Regions from separate parts of the Homo sapiens genome. Here region 1 is linked to region 2. Evidence: chromatin contacts called from ENCODE Hi-C or POLR2A ChIA-PET data. All regions are on one chromosome and are shown on one strand. The core of a region is the stretch at or near the end of the contact, and the rest is flanking DNA. Distances in the headings are between cores, read along the strand shown.

Region 1 (2,700 bases), core at 51-2,550, 47 kb before region 2:
GAGCAAAACTCCATCTCAAAAGAAAATAATAATAATAATAATAATAGCCACCCTAAGGGATGTGAGGTGATATCTTTTTTTTTTTTTTTTTTGAGACGGAGTCTCGCTCTGTTGCCCAGGCTGGAGTGCAGTGGTGTGATCTCGGCTCACTGCAAGCTCCGCCTCCCGGGTTCACGCCATTCTCCCGCCTCAGCCTCCCCAGTAGCTGGGACTACAGGCACCTGCCACCACGCCCGGCATTTTTTTTTCTATTTTTAGTAGAGATGGGGTTTCACCATGTTAGCCAGGATGGTCTTGACCTCCTGACCTTGTGATCCACCTGCCTTGGCCTCCCAAAGTGTTGGGATTACAGGCGTGAGCCACTGCGCAACGGCTTTTTTTTTTTTTTTTTTTTTTTGAGACAGAGTGTCACTCTGTCGCCCAGGCTGAAGTGCAATGGCTCGATCTCGGCTCGCTGCAACCTTCACCTCCTGGGTTTAAGTGATTCTTCTGCTTCAGCCTCCCAAGTAGCTGGGACTACAGGTGTGTGCGACCACACCTGGCTAATTTTTTGTATCTTTAGTGGAAACAAGGCTTCACCATGTTGGCCAGGATGGTCTTGAACTCCTGGGCTCAAGCAATCCTCCTGCCTTGGCCTACAAAAGTGCTGGGATTACAGGCTTGAGCCACCGTGTTAGGCCCCTGTTAGCCTCTTGAAAGGTAATCAGATACGTGCATCTCCAGGACTGCTAAGTCTATATACCTAAACATTTATTATAAAACATTTTACAAACCAAGCAAGAGATCTGGAGGGCACTAGGGAAGGCCGATATTTCTACAGAAGTTTCACACTAATAGAATCTCAAAGGAACATTTAGCATTCACTGCCAGGCCCTGGGCCAAGCTCATTTCATTCCCTTAACTGCTTTTAAGGAGGGGGTTGTTGCATTCCAGTGGTGGAGCAAGGGCTGACTTGGAGGGGAGAGTGGAGAACTTTAGTTATAATGCCCTCCCACCCATCACTCTGAATAAACAAATCAAAGTTGTTTTTTTTTTTTACTGTTGTCTTATGCAAACACAGACTCAAAACAGTGCCCGGGGCACCACCCTTCCTGCAGCTAGATTCCTTCCCCTAAACTGCTTGAGATAAAATCATTGACCTAGCATCGCAGGCATTTAAACTAGGCTGGGAAATGTCCAAAATCCTTGTTGTTTCCACGAATGATTTAAGAATAACAAGACCTGAAAATAACATAGCGAACAGGAAGGAAGCCATCCTGAGTGTACTGCTTGGGAAATCAAGAAAGGGCACCACGACATGCAAAAGACCTTAAGACTGATTCTGCTTGGTGCCAGGCGCGGTGGCTCACGTCTGTAATCCCAGCACTTTGGGAGGCCGAGGCGAGCGGATCACCTGAGGTCGGGAGTTTAAGACCAGTCTGGCCAACATGGTGAAATCTCATCTCTACTAAATATACAAAAAAATTAGCCAGGCGTGGTCAGCCTCTTGAACACTCTGCTATCACTCACTGGGTTTCAAACTTGAGCATGCATTAGAATCACCTACAGGGGTTTTTAAAACACAGATGCTGGAGCCCTCCCTCAAAGTTTCTGAATCCGTGGGTCGAGAATTTGCATCTCTAAAAAGCTTCTAAGTGATGCTTGTGGGGCTGGCCCTGGGACCACACTTTAAAACTTCTGCTATCGGCCGGGCACAGCGGCTCACATCTGTAACCCTAGCACATTGGGAGGCTGAGGCAGGAGCATCACTTGGGGCCAGGAGTGGGAGACCAGCCTGGGCAACATAGGGAGGCACTGCCTCTACAAAAAAAAAAAAAATTTTTTTTTTTTGAGATGGAGTTTCAAAGGCTCTTGTTGCCCAGGATGGAGTGCAATGGTGTGATCTTGGCTCACTGCAACCTCTGCTTCCCAGGTTCAAGAAGTTCTCCTGCCTCAGCCTCCCAAGTAGCTGGGAATTACAGGCATGCACCACCACGCCCAGCTGATTTTGTATTTTTAGTAGAGACAGGGTTTCACCATGTTGACCAGACTGGTTTCGAACTCCCGACCTCAGGTGATCCACCTGCCTCGGCCTCCCAAAGTGTTGGGATTACAGGCGTGAGCCACCGTGCCCGGCCTACAAAAAATTTTTGAAATATTAGCCAGGCGTGGTGGCAGGCACTTGTAGTCCTAGCTCCTCAGGAGTCTGAGGCAGGAGGAGCTCCTGAACCCTGAGCTCAAGGCTGCAGTGAGCTATGTTCATGTCACTGCACTCCAGCCTGAGTGACCGAGCAAGATCCTGTCTCTGGGGGAAATAAAAAAAGAACCTCTGCTATAACTTGTAATTGTTTTCATAATTTCCCAGTGGAGAGAGAAGGGCCATCGTTACCTAGCAACAGATTGTCCAATTCTATGAGGGATCTAAGAGTTAAGTTTCTTAACACTTTGTAATAGTAGCCGACATCCATTGATGCTTATAGTATCCTAGACACTTTTATGCATTATATTATACAATCCTTATATCAGTCTTGGGAAACAGATATTTTTCTTTTTCCCAGTGTACAGTGAGGAAACGAGGTTTGGAGAGATTAGGAAATTTGATCAAGCTTGTGAATCAGCAAGTATGTAGCAATTGGGAGGTTCAAAGCAAAGACCGCTTAACTCTACAGCCTTGTAGGACATTTCAGCCTTTACACATAGTAGATGCTCAATACATTAATC
Region 2 (2,700 bases), core at 118-2,617:
CTTGAACCTGGGAGGTGGAGGTTGCAGTGAGCCGAGATCGCACACCTGCACTCCAGCGCGGGCTACAGAGTGAGACTCTGTCTCAAAAAAAAAAAAATTGCAAAATAAAAACATTTTAAAAACTTTTTGGCTGGGCACGGTGGCTCACGCCTGTAATCCCAGCACTTTGGGAGGCCGAGGCGGGCGGATCACAAGGTCAGGAGATCGAGACCATCCTGGCTAACACGGTGAAACCCCGTCTCTACTAAAAACACCAAAAATTAGCCGGGCGTGGTGGCAGGCGCCTGTAGTCCCAGCTACTTGGGAGGCCTTTTTAATTATTTTTTAAGATGGGGTCTCACGGCCGGGCTCAGTGGCTCACGCCTGTAATCCCAGCACTTTGGGAGGCCGAGGCAAGTGGATCATGAGGTCAGGCATTTTGAGACCAGCCTGGCCAACGCAGTGAAACCCTGTCTCTACTAAAAATACAAAATCAGCTGGGCATGGTGGTGGGCGCCTGTAATCCCAGGTACTCAGGAGACTGAGGCAGGAGAATCACTTGAACCCGGGAGGTGGAGGCTGCAGTGAGCCAAGATCGCGCCATTGCACTCCAGCCTAGGTGACAGTGTGAGACTCTGTCTCGAAAAAAACAAAACAACAAAAAACCCACAAAAGATGGGGTCTCACAATGTTGCCCAGGTTGGTACTGAACTTCTGTTCTCAAGTAATCCTCCCACCTCAGCCTCCCAAGTAGCTGGTGTCTTTTTTGTTGTTAATTACTCCCCATTGGAAAACAAGCCCTACGGGCTGGTCTAGTTTACTGTGGAATCTCCTGGTCTAGAACAGTGCACACAGCAGGCCCTCAAAGCAACACCACCACCATCACACACATAACCACCTTGCTGTGTGACCCATTCATTGCAAGTGTGCAGAGAGTGCTGAGAAGTACGGGGGCCCATGTAAACGGGAGTGATCATGGAAAGACCGGGGTAGTGGAATGGGGGTTTTTCTGCTGGGACCAAACACGGCAGGTAGGAGATGCGCAGAGGGAAGCTGGGACCAGGCCAGATGCCCCGGCACAAAGCCAGGGAGGCTGAGTCTCCCAAAGGCCTGGAATTTGGGGCCTGCAAACAACCAGCCCTGGGTTTTCTAAAGGGACTTCTGGCAGGAACCCACAAATGGGCCTAGAAGGAGATGGAGTGGGAGGGATACAAGGTTGGAACTAGGGCAGTTGAGAAGCGCCTGTGACCAGGAAGGAGGGGACCTTCCCAAGCGGAATCAGCAGGCTGCTTGCACATCTGGCCCTGGGGCCGAGCTGGGCATGAGGAAGCCCAGCCATTGCCAAGAGGCATGGTCCCTGCCCCGCTGCTGGCTGCCACCCCACCCACAGCCAGGCTGGCCGGCCAAGGGGCCCCTGCAGTGAAGCACTTGGTGGATAGGGCATCTCTCCAAGGCCCACCTTGTGTCCAAATCCAGCAGCCCTGATCCCACCCTGTTGCCCAGGACCCACGCCCTGGCGCTAGGCCCGCCCTGGCTGCTGTCTTCAGCCTCAGTGGAGGTATATAAGAGGCTCTGAATTGCAGTTTCACCCCAGACCATCTGGCCAACAACAGGCTGTATTATGCCCCACCCTCCTGGATCCACAGCCTGGGCCCAGCATGGCAGTCAAGTCAGGACTGACCCCACCCTTCAGATGAGCCCCAGCTGTCCCGTTCTTGGGCTTTATCTGTGCAGTCAGAAAATATTCCACCCTGACCAGCTCTAGCCACGTCATCCCGGCCAGCTATGGCCTCCCTGCCCTGGCCAGCAACAGCTTGCATGGCTGCACTCAGCAGAGCCAACACAAACAGTGGGGGGCAAAGCACGGCTCCCGGTCCAGGAACAGGGCGAGCTTTCTTGTGTTTGCAGACTGTGCTTTAGGGAAGCAAGTGTGTTCTTCCCTTCTGCTCATCTGCTGCAAGATTTAGCAGACCTGCATCCTGTCCCATCGCAGCCTTCACTCTGCCCAGCACAAACTCTTGCTTCTTATTAACAAGGCCAACTCGGCTCCCCCCACCCTAAAGTCCACAGCAGCCCTTGGTGGACGCTCAGCAGAGGCCCTGTGTGTGGGCACACCGCAGCTCCAACCCTGGCTGGGAGGTGTCTGGGATTCTGTGGTCTGGCACCACCTCACCATCTGCAGTGCTGTCTTTTTTTTTTTTTGAGACGGAGTCTTGCTCAGCCACCCAAGATGGAGTGCGGTGGCGCGATCTCGGCTCACTGCAACTACCGTCTCCTGGGTTCAAGTGATTCTCCCATCTCAGCCTCCCAAGTAGCTGGGATTACAGGCACCTGCCATCATGCCTGGCTAATTTTTGTATTTTAGTAGAGACAAGGTTTCACCATGTTGGCCAGGCTGGTCTCGAACTCCTGACCTCAGATGATCCGCTCACCTGGGCCTCCCAAAGTGCTAGGATTACAGGTGTGAGCCACTGCACCTGGCCCAGTGCTGTCTTTAAGAGTGACCTAGCAGGCCGAGCACGGTGGCTCACGTCTGTAATCCCAGCACTTTGGGAGGCTGAGGTGGGCGGATCACCCGAGGTCGAGAGTTCGAGACCAGCCTGACCAACATGGACAAATCCAATCTCCACTAAAAAAAAAAAATACAAAATTAGCTGGGCGTGGTGGCGAATGCCTGTAGTCCCAGCTACTCAGGAGGCTGAGACAGGAGAATCACTTGAA

The links. Hi-C counts contacts between places; a loop is a spot of excess contacts on that map. ChIA-PET counts read pairs that join two places held with the same protein, here RNA polymerase II (POLR2A). Pooled maps may share reads with other maps.
Region 1: a pooled map of psoas muscle shows a loop between it and region 2 (1.8-fold over the local background). The contact joins two enhancer-like sites. A Hi-C loop is called at or near these places in 14 of 168 maps with a recorded cell type or tissue (CD4-positive, alpha-beta T cell, Caco-2, IMR-90 and 10 more) and 12 of 50 pooled maps. POLR2A ChIA-PET finds 5 or more read pairs at or near these places in 29 of 52 experiments (A673, B cell, BJ and 25 more).

Annotation. Positions count from the first base shown.
Region 1 is chr12:123,444,476-123,447,175 of GRCh38, reverse strand. No RefSeq gene overlaps it. Among named protein-coding and RNA genes, the nearest start is that of RILPL2, 9.1 kb to the right of the region's middle. Within about 2 kb of position 1,300, at least 14 of the 41 ENCODE cell types and tissues checked have a DNase peak (open chromatin) inside an H3K27ac peak, as active enhancers do; they include ascending aorta, heart right ventricle, prostate gland and 1 more, where a contact is called at or near this core.
Region 2 is chr12:123,397,763-123,400,462 of GRCh38, reverse strand. All of the region lies in intron 5 of KMT5A (lysine methyltransferase 5A), which reads right to left. Among named protein-coding and RNA genes, the nearest start is that of KMT5A, 15 kb to the right of the region's middle. Within about 2 kb of position 1,367, at least 17 of the 41 ENCODE cell types and tissues checked have a DNase peak (open chromatin) inside an H3K27ac peak, as active enhancers do; they include ascending aorta, heart right ventricle, prostate gland and 1 more, where a contact is called at or near this core.